Regions from separate parts of the Homo sapiens genome. Here region 2 is linked to region 1. Evidence: chromatin loops called from intact Hi-C (ENCODE). Cell type or tissue: GM12878. All regions are shown on one strand. Each heading gives the region's core, and the rest is flanking DNA. Links, peaks and the distances in the headings are about the cores only.

The links. Peaks named below come from ENCODE experiments on the same cell type or tissue, not always from the same donor. Only the 100,000 strongest peaks of a DNase experiment are listed, where the experiment ranks them.
Region 2: a loop joins it to region 1, with 2.5 times the contacts of the local background. A loop is called at or near these places in 2 of 110 quality-filtered maps.

What each region holds. Positions count from the first base shown.
Region 1 is chr18:36,632,882-36,643,798 of GRCh38, reverse strand. All of the region lies in intron 10 of FHOD3 (formin homology 2 domain containing 3), which reads right to left. Among named protein-coding and RNA genes, the nearest start is that of TPGS2, 190 kb to the left of the region's middle. RefSeq lists enhancers at 5,266-5,435, 7,823-7,912. In GM12878, for the core only: no CTCF peak of the experiment used is centred there; DNase peaks (open chromatin) are centred at 5,368 and 7,358; H3K27ac peaks cover 3,149 bases.
Region 2 is chr18:36,495,415-36,506,331 of GRCh38, reverse strand. FHOD3 (formin homology 2 domain containing 3) reads right to left here. Exons shown (of 29, transcript NM_001281740.3): 4 at 4,333-4,400. Among named protein-coding and RNA genes, the nearest start is that of FHOD3, 200 kb to the right of the region's middle. RefSeq lists an enhancer at 6,082-6,131. In GM12878, for the core only: no CTCF peak of the experiment used is centred there; a DNase peak (open chromatin) is centred at 6,181.

The sequences.
Region 1 (10,917 bases), core at 2,656-7,655:
TATATGAAAATATATTTTAAACTTCAAAAACACAACTATAAAATGAACAAAATACATGAACACAGCCAACAAACTGGTATGAAGAGATATTTTATTCTGATTATCAATCAGGGCACTATGAATTAAGGCCACAGTGAGATACCATTTTCTATCTACTTGGTAAAATTAGAAGTCTAATGATACCAAGTGATGAAAAGAATGCAAGTCAACTAATTCATATATTGTTGATACGAGGATATATAGGTTTAACTGGCAAAATAATTAACACTATCTTGTAAAATTAAACATTAATATCATGACCTAAAAGTTGTATTGCTATACCCTAGGGCAGCGATTCTGCACCAGGGTTATTCTGCCCCCAACCCCAGGGGACATTTGTCAGCATCTGGAGACATTTTTAGTTGTCACAACAGGGGTGGAGGGCAGGGAATGCTATTGGCATCTAGTGGGCTGACACAAGCATGCTGTAAAACATCCCACAATGCACAGAATAGCCCCCACGACAAAGAATTATTCAGTTCAAAACGTCAACAGTGCTGAGGTTGAGAAACCTTCCCTAGGGATACTGAAGCACCAGTGTACTAGGATGAGAGTCCAATAATGTTCTCAGCAGCACTATCTGTAATTGTCAAAAGCTGGAAATGACCCAAATGCCCTCTGAAGGGAAAAAATAGATAAAGATTGTGGTAAATTCCAGGCAGTGAAAATCCATATTGCCAGCTTCACGTGACAATATGGACGACCACCAGAAACATAACGCTGAGTGACCAAAACAAGTCCAAGAAGAACATACATTTTACAACAAAGTGCAGAAAATCAGAATTATATAAACTAATGTGTCATATGTGTGTAATACTTTAAAAAATACGTCCATTGAAGTACAGAAAAAAAAGTAAAAAAAAAATACTGAAAAAAACCCCCACAATAAAACCCCGTAAGACAGTGATAAACACATATTTAAGTATTGGTTACCCAGGCCTAGGGATGGGAGATTGGGAAGCACAGAGATGGAAGTTAGAAGTAACACCTTGCTTTTTAGGTTAGGTCATAGTCTCCTTGATGTTCTATTATATTCGTAAATATTTTATAAAATAAACTAGAAGATAATCATGCAAAGACCAGTGATGACAATGTGTCATGAACAAAGGATTATAATTAACCCAACTCTGTACAATTAGGATTTTTTTAATTTTTTTTTTTTTTTTTTTTTTTTTTTGAGACGGAGTCTCGCTCTTTTGCCCAGGCTGGAGTGCAGCGGCGCTCTCTCGGCTCACCGTAAGCTCCGCCTCCTAGCTGGAACTACAGGCACCCGCCACCACGCCCGGCTAATTTTTTGTATTTTTAGTAGAGACGGGGTTTCACCGTGTTAGCCAGGATGGTCTCGATCTCCTGACCTCGTGATCCACCTGCCTCAGCCTCCCAAAGTGCTGGGATTACAGGCATGAACCACTGCGCCTGGCCTACAATTAGGATTTTTAAAATATGTAACGAAACAATTTTTTTAAACTTTTATTTTAGGTTCAGGGACACATATACATGTCTGTTATATAGGTAAACAACATCACAAGGGTTTGTTGTACATATTTCTTCACCCAGGTACTAAGCCTAATATCTAATAGTTATTTTTTTCTCTTCCTCTCGTTCCTCCCATCCTTTGCCCTCAGGTAGGTCCTAGTATCTGTTGTTCCCCTCTATGTGTCCATGTGTTCTCATCATTTAGCTCCCACGTATAAGTGAGAAGAGGCAGTATTTGGTTTTCTGTTCCTGCATTCGTTTACTAAAAAAGCAGTGTAATTATGGGGCAAGGGCTTTATCTCCCTCTATTTAACAATTTTTTTTTTTTTTTGAGACCGAGTTTCGCTCTGTTGCTCAGTCTGGAGTGCAGTGGCGCAATCTTGGCTCACTGCAACCTCCAACCCCCGGGTTCAAGCGATTCTCCTGCCTCAGCCTCAGTAGCTGGGATAACAGGCATGCACCACCACACCCAGCTAATTTTTATAATTTTAGTAGAGATAGGGTTTCACCATGTTGGCCAGGCTGGTCTCGAACTCCTGACTTCAAGTGATCCACCCATCTCGGCCTCCCAAAGTGCTGGCATTATAGACATGAGCCACCGTGCCCTGCTTAACAAATTTTATTGAGCACTTATGTGCAAAGATGCTGGGGTGCAGTGGCTAAACAAAGTCCCCATCCTTGGATTACAGACCAGTGAGGGAAGAGACACTAAACAACTCACTGTAGCAGGAAGTATTCAACCCATGGGGCCCAAGCTACCCAAAAAGACTCTGCCATGCTGTTGAAGCAAAACTTGGCTGTTTAAAGCCAAAGAGGACCTGAGTAAGGGACAAGATGGAATTTTGTACATGACATTCCCTTGTGCAACATGTCTACTGACCTAGGATCAAGTCTAGTTTGCCTAGCTGACCTCTAATCTCTTATCACCTCTCCAACTTCGTCTTCCACTTTCCCTTCGTGAACCTCCTCACCCTAGCCTTACACAGTCTACTGATATATCAAGCTTCCACCCAACATCAAGGGCATTTCATTCTTGGAGTCCTTGCAAGAGCCATTTTTCCTGACTAGAGTTACTTTTCCTGCTCTGTTTCTCCAGGAGACCCTGCCCAGAGCCCTGGCTCCAAGGGACATCCAATAAGTATTTGCTGCCTGCTGCAGTTCCATGGCCCTGAGGACCTAGCACAGCGTTCGGCACAGAGGCTCTTGCTATGCATGATCCAAGGGCAAGATTGACAATTACTTGGAGATGACCTCAGAGATCTCCCCATGTTGCAGAGAAGAAGGATGGGGTCTGGAGAGGGCAAGACCAAACAGGTTGCCAGTAAGAACTCTGATCTCCTAACATCCAGGCCAGACTCCTTTATAACATGCCAGGCTACCCCATGAAACTTAAAGCAGAATCTAAACTGTTTTCATCACTGCACGGTTCCTTCGAAGCACGGTTCCTGAACCGTGCTTGGCAATCCTTCTTTCACACAGCACAGAGAAAAATAATGCCTCGTATTGGACAAGGCTGCGTACAGCTCCCAGAAGACCAGCCCAGAGCCCAGTCACCCCAGACTTGCCTGCTGTCCTGAAAGCCTGGAGGAGCAGTGCCTTATGACCCATTTGTGGCAACTAGTCAAAAAGCCGTCTTAAGGTTTAGATAAAATGCAGACATTTAAACTGTCCCATTTAGTTCCATAAAATGCATAGGACATATAAGATATTCATAGAAATATTTTGTTACATTTATGGTAAAGAACATGGCCCTCCAGTCTTGGTCTGCAGCCTTCTGTGTTACTGAATCCTTAAATTGCAGTTTGATCTTGGCCTCACAGTGACTCACACTTTCTGTTAACTTTAAGGCTGTTTCTAGGTCACCAAGGGCCCAAGGTAACATTTGAAAACTTCCAATTAGCAATCGTAATCAGTTAAGACAAATATCTGGCCAACTTGAATCAGTGATTTCACTTAAAAGTAGAGTTTTGTTAGCCATCAAGTTTTTTAAAGTTTCTGCAAAAGATTTTACCAGCCAAGAGAATGAAAAGACATCTAACAGAGCCCAGCTGTTGCTCTGATGTTTCCATGGTGAGAACCCAAAGTTAGACAGGAAAGTATTTATTGTCCCTGTAGCATGCAAAGTTTAGGAGGAGTATAAAGTATAGCTCATGGATCCCTAATATACCCAAGAAGCTGGACTATGGGCTAGTACCTTAATACATAAGCCATTATTTTGCTATTTTGTTTTAGAATCAAATAAATATTAAAGGGTCAAGCATATTATTTCTGCTGAAACATGGAGTAATTTAACATAATGGAATTCAAGTCTGCAGAGTACAAACATCAACAGAAAAAAAGCACAATTAGTAACTGGGGTTACAGATTTATTCAGGTGTAAAACAAATGGATCTAGTGATAACTACAGACTATGAGGCTTCTCACCAGTTTTTGTGTATACCTTGACTTTGTGTTTAAAAAAAAAAAAAACACTTTATTCTAAGCCACAGATATTCGTTGCTGGCACGATCTCGGCTCACTGCAAGCTCCGCCTCCCAGGTTCACACCATTCTCCTGCCTCAGCCTCCCGAGTAGCTGGGACTACAGGCGCCCACCACCACGCCCAGCTTTTTTTTTTTTTTGAGATGGAGTCTCGCTCTGTCGCCCAGGCTGGAGTGCAGTGGCACGATCTCCGCTCACTGCAAGCTCTGCCTCCCGGGTTCACGCCATTCTCCTGCCTCAGCCTCCCGAGTAGGTGGGACTACAGGCACCCGCCACCACGCCCGGCTAATTTTTTTTGTATTTTTTAGTAGAGACGGGGTTTCACCATGGTCTTGATCTCCTGACCTCGTGATCCGCCCGCCTTGGCCTCCCAAATTGCTGGGATTACAGAGGTGAGCCACCACACCCTGCCTTTTTTGTATTTTTAGCAGAGACGGGGTTTCACCTGTTAGCCAGGATGGTCTCGATCTCCTGACCTCATGATCCACCCACCTCGGCCTCCCAAAGTGCTGGGATTACAGGCGTGAGCCACCACGCCGGCCAATATTCGTTGCTTTAAATGTCCCTCAGAAGTTGACAGAGCAGAAGTTGACAGAGAAATTAGGATGAAGATAGGCTGCATTTTCCTAAGAACTGTGGAAACAGCAGGAACTAAGCATAGTCCCCTCATGAGATTTCAGGAAGGCAGCCTTCAGAGGCAAAAAACAGCCCTGCTCAGGGTCTTTCTTCAATCTGTCCCAAGACCTTGGTGGATCCAGGTCTTATTTCACCCTTAAAATGAAGGAAAATACACTGGAATGGAAGACTCCAGTTCTGGCTGTTATAACTAAAAAATCCAGTTGTGTGGACATGAGACATGTTTTGTCACTTCCAGAAGTTGTACAATGACTAATCTCATGTGTGTTTTTCACTTATGGGAAGAGACCACCCTCCTAAACCAGGACAAGCTCAAGGCTGTTGAGGGTGGTCTTGGGAGGTCCAGCAATGGGGGTGACTGACACTGTCTCTAATGCATGCCTCAACGCTTCCTGCCTCTCCACACCACTGGCAACCTCCAGCCTAGAGATTCGCATCCTTAAGGCATATTATTTTAAAAGGTGAATGCTCAGGCCCTCCTTTCAGAAACTGCATTCAATTGTTCTGGGGTAGAACCTGAACATGGGTTATTTTAGATGCTTGGCAGGGTTGAGACTACCCTGGTCTAAGTTATCAATGTTTCCCAGTAGCTTGGCATCAATAGCCACGACCTATGTCCCTGCTGCCACTCTCCCTTGCCTCCAATCCGATCCCCACCAAGCAGGCAGGCAGATAGGCAGCTTTTCAAATGTGCACAACTGAGCCTCACATGCTGACTAATAACCGGACTCTGTGCTGTGGTTTCCCAGGCCCTGCAGGACCTGGTCTGCTCACTGTGCAACCTCATCTCCACCCTATGCCACCTGTTTCTGGCCACACGCTACAGCCTCACCTCCCAAGATGCCTATTAGATACCCAGATATACCAAGCCCCTTTCTCCCTTTGCCATTGCACATGGCATGCCCTTGGCCTGGGGAGCTCTTCTCTTACTCTTCTCATCCTTTGGGACTCAACCTAAATGCCTGAGGAGGTTTTCTGGACCAGCCCCATCACACTTTTCTCTTTTCTAAAGAGTTTTTGCTATTTTTAATGAATATTTACTTACAGGAATTCATACTCCCTTTGAGAAAGGAAGTATGCTTATACTACTACTGATAACAGTTAAGTCTCCTTTGACCAGAAATAACCACTGTTATACATTTGGTGAATAAACATCTAGATTTTAAAAAAAACATATTATTCTACAATCTTTTTACATAGCAAATGATTTGACAACTACGTTAGCACTTCTGGTATTGGTATTGTGCATTTCTTCTACCTGCTGGTGGCATCCACAACATAAATCATCCAAAAGTAGACGTTTTACTGATCTAGCTAGTCCCCAATTGTTTGCCATGCTGTACCACAGGGATGCAGTAAGGCCTCTCCCTGTCCACATCCTTGTGCACTTCTGGAGGGTCTCCTCAAGGATATATTCTCATATCCCTGTAACCCTCTATCTACCACATGGCCCTGCTGGCTCGCTTCAAAAGCCCTCTTCTAAAGCTACTCATATTTACTTGCTATAATATTTGCACTCTGTCTTATGAAACTGTATGTTTTGTAAGGTTCATGTTCACCACTGTATTCTCAGATCCAAGAACATGGGAGGCACAAGGAAATAGGAGTTGGGGCCTAGTACGGTGCCTCACACCTGTAATCCCAGCACTTTGGGAGGCTGAGGCAGGCGGGTCACGTGAGGTCAAGAGTTCAAGACCAGCCTGGCCAACTTGGTAAAATCCCATCTCTACTAAAAATACAAAAATTAGCTGGATGTGCTCACATGAACTCAGGAGGCGGAGGTTGCAGTGAGCTGAGATTGTGTCACTGCACTCCAGCCTGGGTGACAGAGCAAGACTCTGTCTCAGAAAAACCCCAAAACAAACAAAAACAAAAATGAAATAGGAGTTAGATGAACAAATGAATATGATTTTGTTCCTTTAGTCCCAGAAGACAGTATTCCTGTCTCAACAAAATCAGTAACTGTAATATCAAAGGTCATAAGATGTCACTATTGACTAAGAAGTCTTTTAATGTAAGGCTACTCTGAAATAACACACCTAGTATTGGGGGCTTCTCTTCTAGAGATCTGGTGGCTTGCTCATTTACTTATAGACATGAGCTATCATGGATGTGGACCCAAGTCCATAAATGCAAACAAAAACAAAGGTAGAGTCCAAGGTACTTCATAGTTGTTTTTTCCTGATCTCATGATCAAAATTATTTGACCCTCCATTTGGAAGGCAGTTTTGCAAAGCTTGTTATGAATGAAAAAATATATAGAAAAGAAAAAATAGCTTCTGAAGTCTGGTAATTCAGTATGTGTTTCATACCAGAAGGCCTGCCCACATGCATGCAGTCGTGACATGCCCACCCCCACCATCCCTGCTCTATCCAAGGACCCCTGGGAGACAAATACCTGCACCCCACAGGCCCTGACCAGCCACCTCCTTATGAGGGCTCATCTCTAGTCAGTTTTTAATCTCATGTTTATAAAACCAGAACCACATGGCTGGAAAAAAAAAAAAAAACCTCAGGAATGAAATTATTTATCTGGGGCCATGTGGATATGGTAATTGAGTACTCCTGAAGTGTGATATAATAGTCTCTGGATTCCTCACTGAGCTATCATGTCTTTGGGAAGTATGCTCTCTCGGGACGATCAAAGGCATTTAGGCTACACAGAATCATCCCAAATGTGCCCAGGCTTTCTTTGGCCTCTTCAATGTACATCTTCAGAGTTTCACTTCCCTATTTGTTCAACCTTCATCAATGAAGAGTTACCACCAGGCTGCCTCCACAGGCTCTTATCAAGAAAAAATAATCTCATTTCTCTTTCCATGGCTGCATTTGATCAACCCAGCTTAGTACTCCTTAGATAGCCCCTGCTCCATCTCCAAAGGGATCCTGGGAGTTGCAGAGGGCTATAGAGAGAAATGCTTATTCTCTAGCTGGATGACCCACACCCATGCCTGCGTGGACTGCCAGCAAAAATCGAGCCTTAGAAAGTGCTGTGAACATTCAGAACACAGAGGAGAAGGTGCATCTTACAGGAGATGTGGGGTTTGGACAGGTCAAAGGGAAACTTGGCCCTGAAAGAAAATTCCCAAAGCAAGTAAAAGATTCAACTAGGAACTTGAACCTTTCCATCTGAGGTATGTTCGCTTCCATTCCCATAGTAAACAGCTTGTTTCTTCCAGAGCCCTCATACCACCTAAGTCCACTCTAGCCTGAGAAACAGTCACACTTGATGATAACTGATGTCAAGGTTCATTGACTTGAAATGTGGGTGATGTTCTCAGTTTCTTCATTTCATGAGATGAAAGTTCTGTACATTCTCTTGCTGGTTTTCCCCAGCCAGTTCTCTGCCCATGCAGTTTATTTTTCCTGGGTTAGGGCCTCTAAACTAGAGCTTCAACCATCACCTACAGGTATTGGAGTTCCAGAAGTGCCTATCCAACTGACTATGGGAATTTCCATCTGCCTGACCCATAGATACATCCAGGAGCTTACTGACTGGCCCCAGGTTACTGATTGCCAGAGAATCACCTCAGGCCCCTTTGTCTTTGTCACCATGCAATCCAGTCATTGTCCTACAAACCACAGCCTCCTGCATTCTCAGCACCTCCCTGTACTTTCCCTTCTCTCTTCCCCTGCTTCAGTCAGGCCCCCTCCACTCCTTCCTGGACCAGCGAAAGCCCTGCACCAATCTCTTTGTGCAGCCTGCTCTCCCCCAGTGAGTTCCCCATGCTGTGCCCAGAATGCTCCTGCAGAAACACTACACTGATTTTCACTTAATCATTTGAAATTCATCAGTAGCTCCACTTGGCCTTAAGGATAAAATTTTGCCAATTTCTTCAGAACCTAGAAAGATCCTCAGATTCAATTCAGGGAAGTTCAAACCCACAACAAATTTGCAATCTGGTCACAACGAATATTTGAGAAGCCAATCCCGCCCCAGATACCAGGAGCATTGCAAAGTAACTTCTTCCTCATGTCCCAGTGCCTCTGCCTTTATTCAATACAGTTCCTCCCATTTCCAAGCCCACTCTCCCAGCCTTCCCAGACCTCTTCTCTCCAGGCCACCCTTTGCTATTCAACACTCAGCATGAATCTCTTGGACACTGCTGAATCACTGGCTGTATTCCAATCATACTTTTGTCAGGAGGTCACCACACTTGTCAGTGAATCCCATTTATAACAAGTCACTTACCATCAGATAAATCTTCCCAAGTAGCTACTTGCCACTCATAGTACCAATGGTTGTTAATCTGGTTGTTGTGAAATCCTCTAGCATGTTTATGCGGGTGCACAAAATATTTTCTCCAATTCACGTCCATATTCATTTAACAATTACCTTAACAGAGTAATATCCGTGAATGCTTCAGGGCATGGATTGATGATAATAACAGCACTGGGCAAAGCACATATTTGTGTTAACTCTCCCACCACCGTATTAAGGAGTACAGGTACCATCATCCTGAGTTTACACACAACCACGCCTATGCCCTCCCCCACCTCACCTGCTGCTCCTTCACTGCACACGGCCAGCCTTCCTCCAGGAGCCAGGGCTGAGCAGGTCACCTGAGTTGCAGATTTTGTAGATTAACGTCATATAACACCCCATCTCACAGTATGTCTTTTGCTTGCAAATAGATTGCTCATTGCCAACTGCTTCCAAGAAAGAGATAGGGCTGCTCTACTATTCTGCTATTCTACTGCAGACTCAGGATGAATTCTCTAATCCTGGCAATGAAGTTTTGTGGACAAGGCATGGGAAGCTGTGCTGTCCTAAAACTTAGGCATGTAAACACACCTCCTTCCTGTCAAAACATGGGAAGATGAGCTCACCCCCCAGCACAGTTCCATAAGTAGGCTCCCCGATTTGCCCACTGCTTCCTGTGGCTGGTGGAAAGATGCCAAAACTCTTCTTCACTCCTGCAGGAAAATAGAAAACAACACCCCTCCAATTGCCTCCCTCCAGCTCCCACTCCAAAGGCACAGCCCCAAGGCTTGGCTACCCGCATCCTACCACCTGCTGGGCCACTAATTGGTATGCATCAGTTATGAGCCATCAAAAACTGAGGATGGCTTAGGTCTCTGCTCCTCCACAGCCTCACGATAATTGATAGTTAACTGTGGCTTCCTTTTAACTATGAGTTTCTGTTCTCTATACCTTCCCTTACTCCATCGCCAAGGTAGTGGTTACTTATGACTAACTGGAAAGCCTTGTTCCAGTGTTGCAGCTATTGCTCTGAACATTTTCAGAAGTCCCCTCTATAAAATGTCTTCAGTGCCCATTTATGAGAAAAACAAGCAAATCAGTAAGTATGATTTCAGGATCAAAATCAAACAGTGACTAAAAAACAATACAGCTCACTAAGATTACCAAGTTCCAGTAAAACATTTGCTCTGAGTGATTTTTTGCTTTCTCAACAAATCTAATTCATCCTCAAAAGATATAACATTCTCATTACTGAACACATTCTATAGATTCAGAGAGTACTTTCAGGTATGTTAGGTTCTGAGTGCAGGCTATGGACTCTGACTGCCTGGGTCCCAACCCAGCAGAGCCTCTGTAATCTGGGGACAAGCTCCTTAACCTCTCTGTGTTTCGGTTTCCTCACCTGTAAAATGGGGACGATACTCCTACCTTCTTCATGGAATTTACAATACATGTAAAATTGTTTAGTCCAATAGCCAGTACAAAGTTAATCCTCCATAAATGCTGGTGTTAGAATAGGTAGTTAGGCAGATATGACTAGGGAAGGAGAGTATCCCCCAACTCCAGGAATGTCAGGTGACCATCAAGTGATGGCCTGGCAGTTGTTAAACTGTCTTTTTAAAATAATAATTGGTCATAGCTGGTGCCAGTGAAAGGCGGTCTCCTAAGAGAGAAAAAACACATAAAGCTAGTGATCAGCAGCTTCCCAATAAGATCTGAGAAGTTGGGTGATTGGGCTCAAGCACACGCACTAAGAGGCAAAATGGCAGAGTTTAACTGGTATATGACCTTCCTCTAGGAACACTGGAAGATAAGGGGAAACTGCCTCAAGTGAGCATGCACACAACTTCAGTAAACACAGTGCACACGCAGCCCCTCCCAAGTGCCAGCAGGGCACTGCGCATGCGGACAGCCCACCTAAGGGAAGAATCAGGGTAGAAAAGACACAAACCCTGGAACCACATCAATGTATAAAACCCCAAGTCAAAGGCCAAAGAGTGCATCTGGATCTCTTAAGGCATCTGCTTGGCCCTCTTCCAAGTGTATTTTACTTTCCTTCTTTCCTGCTCTAAAATTTTTTA
Region 2 (10,917 bases), core at 3,834-8,833, 140 kb after region 1:
GAACATCCTTCATGCTAAACTGCTTTTGAAAACTTCACTGCTGCTAGCATGCTGTTCAAAAAAGTGTTTTTAACACTTATTCCTCATTGATCTAAGAATATCCTTTATTAATGGATCTAAGAATTGATTCCTCATTGATCTAAGGATATCCTAAATTAATGAAGTCACATTTGAGGGAAAGTACATGGCATAATCATTATTTTTTATGAGAATTTCAGCTGGAAGATCAGCAGAACAGTCGAGGAAAACAAAATCTTGCCATCATCATCTAGTCCAGCTTCTGTGAAGTAAGCATAAGTCCCCAGTACAAAATGTTTATGAAACTAATCAGAAAAGATGATATGGTGATCCATGGCTTTTTGTTAGCATAATAATGGAATGGTAAGAAATGCACTCTTTTAAAATAGTGAGGATGCATTTGCTTAGCACAGCAAAATTTCATTTATGTGTGCCTGCAGCATTAGCACAGCCCAGCATGGTTATTCTGTCCTTGGCACCCGTATTTCCCATAGGAGCTGTCTCATCAGCTCTAGTCAGTGTCTTTCTGGGGCTGTAACTACAAACAGTAATGTTTTTTCATCCACATTATAGACATGTTCTGGCATCAAATTTTCATCAGCAGTGACCTTGGCAAACTTGTCAATGAATTTCTCTACTGCTTTGTGGCCAGCAGAGCTTTATCACCACAAATCTTTAAAAATTTAATGTTGTGTCTTTTCTTAAATTTCTTCAATCACCCTGTTGAAAATATGCAGCTCCCTTCCATTTTCAGTTTATGATAGATCTTTGCTTGTTTAATGATCAGCATACCATTAAGTGGCATGTGTTCACTGCATCACTGATGGATCCACTCTATACACAATTGAGATCTTCATTTTTAGCTTCATGCAATGTTTTCCTATTTTTCAGTAACTTCTGCTCATTGCTTTCCACACAGAACTTCGACAGTTTATCCTTCTGTTTCTTCAGGTCATCTATGGTGATCATTCTAACACCATACCCTTTTGTAAGACAGTTCACACTTACGCCACTGCCCAGTTTCTCCAACAGCTTCATTCTGTGCTATAGGTATATATAAATGACTTCTCTTTTTTATCACTGTTACCCAAGGAGGTATCTGCATTCCTTTTGGACATTTTAACAATACCTTTATACCACAGAGCACAGAATAAGCAAACACACACAATGAGTAATGCATGTATCTCTTGGCCCATGTGGACATTGTGGGGAACCTCCCATTGGTGCATCCAGCCTGCACACATGCCATTTTATTGCCCTTTGTGGGCATGCTTGCATGGAGGGATCTGGGCATGTGTGGAAAATATATATCACAGCTGAAAACTGGCAGGAGGTTCTTTTTTCCTTGGGAATGCTAAATAAATCGTGTGTTGTGAGCCTGCACTTTGACTATGACCATCACATGAGATCGAGTGTGGAATTTTCTACTTGTGGCATCATGTCAGGACTCAAAATTTTTCAAATTCATTTCTAATGGATTTTCAAATTAGGGATGCTCAACTTGTACAACAGGTAAGCACAGGATACTTTTTATTTATTTATGTATTTATTTATTTATTTACTTTTATTATTATTACTATAAGTTTTAGGGTACATGTGCACAATGTGCAGGTTAGTTACATATGTATACATGTGCCATGCTGGTGTGCTGCACCCATTAACTCGTCATTTAGCATTAGGTATATCTCCTAATGCTATCCCCTCCCCCCTGCCCCCACCCCACAACAGTCCCCAGAGTGTGATGTTCCCTTTCCTGTGTCCATGTGTTCTCATTGTTCAATTCCCATCTATGAGTGAGAACATGCAGTGTTTGGTTTTTTGTCCTTGCGATAGTTTACTGAGAATGATGATTTCCAGTTTCATCCAGGTCCCTGCAAAGGACATGAGCTCATCATTTTTTATGGCTGCATAGTATTCCATGGTGTATATGAAGCACAGGATACTTTTAATGGTATTCGGAGGGACCCTAATTAGGGTGAGTGATCATTCTGAGAGGGCATCCCTAGCAGGAAGAGATACCAGAAGGAAAACTGAGATACATATAGAGTGGGTGTGGGGTAGCAAAACATTCTGGGATAGAAGTTGTAGGTCCAGGCCAGGCGTGGTAGATCACACCTATAATCCCAACACTTTGGGAGGCCTGGGTGGGTGAATCACCTGAGGTCAGGAGTTTGAGCCCAGCCTGGCCAATATGGTGAAACTCCATCTCTACTAAAAATATAAAAATTAGCCAAGCGTGGTGGTGGATGCCTGTAATCTCAATTAGGAGGCTGGGGCAGGAGAATCACTTGAACCTGGAAAGTGGAGGTTGCAATGAGCCAAGATCACACCACTTAACTCCAGCCTGGGTGACAGAGTGAGATTCCATCTCAATCAATCAATAAGTCGCAGGTCCAGGGCAAAGGTGTAGAACAGAAAGGGCATGCCTTACTTTTGGAGTACAACTTCAGGAGGAACTCAGGTTGTAGCCAAGGACAGAGAGGTGGGCAGCAGAGGCCAGATCAAGAAGGACTTCCATGTTATGCTGAGAAATCCAGACGTAACCCAGAAGGCAACATGGAACCAACAAGAGAGTAACTCCCTCTGGTGGGAAGCTAAGAATGGACTGAGTTAGGGAGGACCAAACACACACAGTGCCATGAATAGCTGCTGCAATTTTCCAGGCATGAACCAAGGCAGACCTCTAAACCCCAAGGCATTTCCGAGGTATGCAGTGTGGTGGAGCAAGGGTGCACCAGGTTCAAAACCATGGCTGTTGGAAGAAAAGAAAGAGGACTTGTCTGCAGAAATGTCAACACAGAGAAGGGACTCCGTGGTATGATTGAACACAGTGAAGTAAGAATGGGACAAGAATGTGTGGATGGGACAGATTTTGGGCCTTCCCTTTTGCCTATTCCCTCTCAAGCATGTAGAAATCTACTCTGGCTCTCACTGACAACTATCGCTGACAAAGATAATCTTTTAAGGATGTAGATGAGATGGGAACTGAAAAGAAGTAGAATGTAAACTAGAATCAAAAATCCTAACAGAAGAAAAATAATGAACCTAGACAGACGCAAGCTCAATGCAAAAACCATCTTCTCTATGAAACCATCTCCTGACCCTGCCTGCCCTCACATGGCTGATCATCTTGGGGCTTCTCTGCACACCTGTCCTAGTCCTCTTCATTATGTTGGTGACTTTCTCAGGGTAGGAATGGAGGGAAGGTTTAGGAGGCAACGATACTATGGAATCCAAGACAGATTTGCACAGGTACACAAGGGGGCATAGCCACAATAGCATGGTTTATAACAGCAAAACACTGGAAATTAACCATCTGCCAATAGAAGAATGAATAAAACAACTTGTGTTTTATTCATCCAATGCAATCTTCAATCAGAGCTACACCAGCTATGCCTACACCTATCCCATTCTCAGTAAGCAGAAGTAGGATATATATGCAACATGATCACATATGTATACAGTTCATACAAAAGAATATCACATATTGTTGGTGAATATTTACCATTAGGAAACATGCATGTGGGGGTAGGGTGGAAAGAGGTTGTTTGGGATGGGGGAGCATAACACAGGTCTTCAGTTATACCTCTAATAGGCTTTGCACATGTATGTTTATTGCAGCACTATTCACAATAGCAAAGACTTGGAACCAACCCAAATGCCCATCAATGGTAGACTGGATGAAGAAAATGTGGCACATATACCCCCATGGAACACTATGCAGCCATAAAAAAGAATGAGTTCATGTCCTTTGCAGGGACATGGATGAAGCTGGAAACCATCATTCTCAGAAAACACAGCAACAGAAAACCAAACACCACATGTTCTCACTCATAAGTGAGAGTTGAACAATGAGAACACATGGACAGAGGGAGGGGAACATCACACACCAGGGCCTGTCAGTGGGTAGGGGGCTAGGGAAGGGATAGCATTAGGAGAAATACCTAATGTAGATGATGGGTTGATGGGTGCAGCAAACCACCATGGCACATGTATGCCTGTGTAACAAACCTGCACATTTTGCACATGTGTCCCAGAACTTAAAGTATAATAATAGTTAAAAAAAAAAAAAACTAGAAGTAAATATGGAAAAATATGTGATAAAGTTACCTTTACTTTTTATTATGTTTGAAATATTTGACATGATAAAAATTCTCAACTGATATTATGACCTAATGTATATTGTAATCTAAATATAAATATTGTAATCTAAATTTGTCCTTCCTTTTCATAACAAGTACAGGTAGAAGCTTGCCTGTATCTAATTTCACAGCAATGTAAAAACAGGTAAGTACTTATTTTTTTCCTATTTACCTGAAATATCTGCTTCAGGGAGAAGAGGGCCCTTCTCAAATCTCGTCCGCTGGAGTTGTATAGTTTTTCTGAAATAAAGAATAAAACATATAAATTAATTAAACTGACTCTATTGACAGTGAAAACACAGACAGGATATGAATGATAACAAAACTATCCCTGGAAAGGTAATGAAAGCCTATTCATTTCATTCAGGATACAGACCTTACCCCCAACCATAAGAAGAATGTTGCATATACATATCTGGTGTGTGACAGGTGGCATGGAATAATGTGTAGATGGGACAGATTTGGGGCCTGCCCTTTTGCCTATTCCCTCTCAAACAGGTAGAAATCCACTCTGGCTATCACTGACAACTATCACCTAGATTTTTCACCCTCATCTCCCACCCTTCCTCTCTCCAGATCTCTATTTCCAGCTGTTTGCAGACCCTATTTTCCAGTTTATAAACTATTTCCACTTGATGGCCAACTATACCCAGAAAAACCCACGCAGCCAGAACAGAATCCATCCTTCTACCTCATGCCTCCCTTGCCTTACAGGCCCTGCACCCCCATGCTTTCTGCATCTCCTGTTCCTGGGGTGTGCTGGCTGCCTTGAGCGCTCCTCAGGCCCTAGGGTTCCCTAGGCAGCATGGGAGACCCAAGGGCAGCATGGCAGCTCTACGGACTAGCTGGCTCCTTCTAGTCACATGAGGGCCTCTGGGCAGGAAGCCAGCCTTAGCTCTGCCTGGGCCTGTTTTCTCACTCATGTTCAAGGATGGTTCTGGCCATGGGCAAGGCAGATGAAAGATCCCACTCTTGGAATTCTCTGGCTGAAGACTTGGGCTGACTTCCATAAGCCCACTGTTGAGCAGTCACATTTCAAATATATGAGTTAGACCAGGCCTCAGGAAGAAGGAGGTGAGCTTAATACAGGGCCCATCCTCCAGAGATCACCATGCAGCTAGAGAGACAGATGAGTATGCCACAATTACTAGCTGGCCAGAGTGATGGTGCTGCGAGGTGCTGAAGACACACCGGAGGGAGTCCTGTTCTGGTTATGCAGGACACCAAGGAGCACACATCCCGCTTAGCCTCCCAGCACCCACACTTGGTCCTGATCCAGGTGGCTCAGGTGTGCATAGGGTTGCATTCCTAGCACCCGATGCCAGACTTTTCCAATAGAATCACCCAACGCATGTTTACTGAGAACCTGCTGGGTACAGTTCGAGGCACTAGGATACCACAGTGAAGAATGGAATTATCAGGAGCAAAGGCTAAGTAATCAGACTGCCTGCATTCCAAACCTGGTATCACCATTTACTAGCTATGTGACCTTGAACAAAACACTTTACATCTCTAAGCCTTGGATTCTCCATCTGTAAAATGGGAACAGACAGTATTACAGGAAAATGGGTTCTGTGTTAAATTAAGCATGTGTACTATGGAGTGGAATGCAAAATATCATTTAAAGTGTTTAGATATAATAAAGGCATTCAAAACAATGTCACGTCATTGGCCAACCACCTCGGGCTTCAATTCTAGCCTAAAGGGATACAGGGCAGAGCCACATTCCCCCCTTGTGCAAGTGGCATGGAACAAATGGCCCCAGAAGAGTTTGCAGAAGTCTAGTGACAGAAAGGATATGCTGGTTTTTCACAGTGGCCCAGGAAATGGATAGGCCCCCACTGAGAGAGATTTAACAGGACACAGATAGGTAAAGCTCAGTATTTGCTTGGCAGTCATTTCTTCAAAGGTCTCCCTACCAGACATATTGCCTTCCGGCAAAGAACAGAGGGCTCCTGTGGAAACTCCCACTAGATGACATCACTTCCCCATTTAAACCCTTCAGTGGCTGCCCACCGCAGCCAGAATGAAATCCAAAATCCTTTGCACGGTCTGCCAAGCCCTTGGTCACACAGCCCCCTCCCTTGCTGTATTACAGACACTGTGGTTTTCTCTCACATCCTGGGGCAGTGCAGGCTCCTCCAAACTCACAACTTAATACATATTGCTGCTAAGTGGCAGGGGCAAGATACTGTAGGGTGGGGGTCTGGGGAGTGGTATGTGACTCCAAAGATTCCCTGTTGTTTGACCACTATGGAATCTACCACCTCTAAATACAATATGCAGCCCACAAACACTTGCTAATTATGAAGAGTTGTGATTAAGAGAAAAATGCATCACCTTTCTAAAAAGTAGGAGCCTAGAAAGCTCCAGAGGAATCAACCATCCCCAATCTGAACATCTAATTCATCTCTGACCCGAAGAAACAAGGCCCTGGTGACTCTCAGGCTGACCTCTAAAGAGTCTGTGTGGCCTCAACATATGAGTAATAAATAGTGGGTTTCCTACTGCATCACGCCTGGAGTAGAACCCTGGTCTCTGGGGTGATCACACTTCTTCCAGCTTTCACAGCTAACATCTGAGAATCCCCAAATCCCAGAGAAAAAGACTTTGTTTTTTGCTAATACTACTTCTAATAAATAAGAATAAAACTATCAAGTGAAAGCATGGGCCATGTATACCCCCAAAGAAGTGGACCAGATTTATCCTATCCAGGAAGAACATCAGTAGAAAAGAGCCAATTCCAGGTAACTCTTAAGTCAATAGGCTGCTGGGCACCGTGGCTCAGGCCTGTAATCCCAGCACTTTGGGAGGCCGAGGCAGGCGGATCACTTGAGGTCAGGAGTTCAAGACCAGTCTGGTCAACATGGTGAAAGCCCGTCTCTATTAAAAATACAAAAATTTGCCAGGCATGGTGGCACATGCCTGTAATCCCAGCTACTTGGGAAGCTGAGACAGAAGAATCTCGTGAACCTGGGAGGTGGGGATTGCAGTGAGCTGAGATCATGTCACCGCACTCCAGCCTAGGTGATAGGGCAAGAACCTGTCTCAAACAAAACAAAACAAAACAAAACAAAACAAAACAAAACAAAACAAAAATAGCAATAGGCTTGCATTAGACCTTCTTACTTGTTAGCAGATGATAAGCAGAAATATGCCATAAGTAGACTCAAAATATCACAGTTAAAGTCTCCTTTAGTTACTAGTGACATATTATTGTTTCTGATTCATCTAAATGAAGATCATCATTAGTTGTGTTCTGATCATTAAGGTTTTACTACTTGGTGCTGTAGTCAAAATAATCAGTTTTTAAAATACAAATTAAATATTAGAAAAAAATCAGCTGAGAATGACTGCTAATATTTTGTTGAAAATTTCTGCATCTATAATCATAAGAAATACTGGTTTATAGTTTCTTTTCTTGCAATGGTGTTAATATTGAGACAATGCGAATTTTGTGAGTTGGGGGTACTCCTTCCCCTTCTGCTTTCAGAAGGGATTTGTATAGACTTTGTGTTATTTATTCAATTTCTTCATTAATGTAGGGCTATTCTGATTATCTCTTTGTTCTTCAATGAAGTTTGTTCATTTGTGTCTTTCAAGGAATTTGTCCATTTAAGTTGTTAAATGTATGGGCATAAAGCTGTTCATATTCTCTGTCATCCTTTTATTAACTGTAGCAATGTCCTTTTATACCTGGTATTGGTAATTTGTGTCTTCTATTTTACTTGGTCAGTGACTAGAAATCTATCAATTTTATTTTAGCCTTTTTCAAGAATCAGCTATTGATTTCATTAGAGGTTTTTTCCTACTGCTTTTCTGATTTCTATTTCATTATTTCCTTTCGTTTGCTTTAAGTTTAGTTTGCTCTTCTAGTTTCTTCAGGTAGAAATTTAAATGATTTGAGACCCGTCTTGTTTCTAATAGAAGTATTTAATGCTATAAGTTCATCTCTAAGTACTGCTTCAACTGCTTCCTGTAAATTTTGATATATTGTTTTCATTTTCATTTATTTGAAAATTTTATTAATATTGAATTCAGAGGGGAATAACTTAACCTTGTGATTTTTTTGACCCATGGTTTATTAAGGTGTATTGTTTAATTTCCAAATATTTAGAGATTTTCCAGATATCTGTTACTAATTTCTAATTTAATTTCTTTGTGGTCAGAACATATACTTTATCAAATCTTTTAGACTTATTAAGGCTTATTTTATGGCCCGGAATATGGCTTATCCTGGTGAATGTCTCATGTACACTTTAAAAGAACATGTATTCTGCTGTTATTGAGTGGCTGTTCTATAAATATCCACTATATCAAATTGAGTAATAGTGGTGTCCACATCTTCTATATTCTTACTGACTTTCCATTTACTTGTTCTATAGATTAGTGTGAAAGGAGAGTTGAAGTCTCCAACTATTACAGTGGATTTGTGTATTTCTTCTTTCATCTTTATGAGTTCCTGCTTTAGGTGCTTTGAAGTTCTGTTGGTAGGTGTGCTTACATTTGGGATTGTTGTGGCTTCTTGGTGTATTGAACTTTTATTGCTATGTAATACCTCTCTTCATCCCTGTCAATATTCCCTGTTTTAAAGTCTACTTTTCTGATATGAATATGGACACTTTGGGTTAGTGAATGGTGTATCTTTTTCTATCCTTTTATTTTTAAACTATCTATGTAGAATTTCTTATATAGTTGCATCTTGCTTACATGCAATCTGACCATTGTCTTCTAATTGCTATGCATTCACTGTATTTTTAACCTCTGCGACATCACAACTTACTCTTCAGTGGCACTAGAACCAAAGACCTCAGGCAGGTTCTGACGCCATCTCAAACTCTTTGATAAACAGCATCCTTCTACAAATGCCAAAGATATCTCCCAGTGGTGCCAAAAACCTCTCCTCTTTTTTGCCAAATGTCATTTAATTAAAATAAACTACAATTTCTAATTGAGAAGTACTTTTCATTCCAACTATCTTTAATTTTCAAAACAAAACCTTTATAGTCATTTGTTTAAATTGTCTATTTCAAACAAAACTGAGTAAGAAAATATGTAGTACTGTTCCCAAATAATGATTTTTATTGTTTTAAGCAAGAGAATTCTCACTACAGACTTTGCAGATTCACAAATGTTAATGTAAGTTTTGTTTTTCAATATCAAAGCTCAAAAGAACAGCTAATCTATATAAAAATATTACCTATTTTGGCTGAAATTTCCCTTAAAATGCTTTTCTTTTTAATTCCCTATGGTATAAAGCACCAGACAAGGTCTTGATCAGAAATCCCACCATGTGGCATCTGTTACATTGTAACTTTTTTTATCCTTCATACAAATGGCTAGCAGTGATGTTTCATTTTTTGACAGATACCTTCTCTTGAACTACTGCAAACCTTTAATATTTATAAGCATTCAATATTTTAACAAATGTTATGCATTATTCCCTATATCACGAGAGCAATACTAGCGTCATCATCATGGTTGAAATAAAAGTAACAAAATATTTATTTAAAGGAATATTACTCTAGAGTACTGTCTTTGGAAAGACAATTCCATAATACATTCTCTCTCTACAAAGAACAATACTGTGGTTTAAAATGAAATCATAGTGCTTTATTAAAACTCAAAGCTACCTGCTATGTTTAAAACAGTGGTACCAAAAAGCCTCTCTGCCTAAACCTATCTTATTCTGTTGATTCGTAACATACATTTTAAGAGACACCTCAGTCTACCTAGAGGCTTAGGAAGGATTAGGATGCAAGGATGTTTGTAAATGACATATAATTTGTCATTTTACATGAGGTACAATTTCTGCTGGTAGAAGAGGATCCAGCAGGCATTTCACTATGTCAGACATCATGCCCAAACCAGCAACTTTGATGTGACAGCCCTTTGATGTGGTTCAAGAGAGGCCCACACAGACCAAAGGAGAAGCACTTCCTCCCACAGCCCAGGGCCTGGGTTCCTTGCTGCAGGACTAACAATGCCATGTGAGGTGTCCTCTGGAGCTTTATCTGCTGGGTAACATTCCAAGTTCAAGAAACCAGGCATTCCATTTGTGTTGCATCCAAGTTTCACCACACAGAAACTTCACCAAGGCTGTGCAGGCCTCTCCTTCAGCTGAGACTAGAATGTGAAGGGCTCAACCAGGAACGGTACCTGGCCTGCCAGATTCCCAAAGACATTCTTTACATCACTCTTGGATCCATTTCCTATGGAACTCCAATCACCCCTTCTTTAGAAGCAGCCTGTCTATGTAGATTCAGGTATTTTCAGTCTGGGTTATGCAGGTGTGTGCAAGGATTCCTCGAGGTAGGATGACTGACAGACATCGTGCTCCCTAGTTCTGCAATCCAATTCTCTACTCTGCAGGCTGTGCTCACTGTGTGGGTCTCCCACGTGTATATGTGGGTGTGTGTGTGTGCAGAGGCATGTGCACATATGACTTCAATCTGTGGTTGGCACAGCCTAGTTGCAGGTCCACTGACCCTCCAGCTACATGCAATATACTGTATAGACTGTCCTAACAGCTCCTGAATCTCAAGGAAAGGAATTCAAGTGTGCCCACTGCCTGAAAATCAGGCAAAGCAAAATAAAGTAGATTCCACATGTGGTGCAGAAGGGGGCTGTAGACTACCCTAAGCCAGCAAGAGGGCAGCTGCAGAGGCTTCACCTATATGCGAATCCCAAACTTTTCTCGTGAGTTCGCAGAGGTTCTCCTTGCTTCTCTTTGCTCACCTTGGCCATGAACACATGT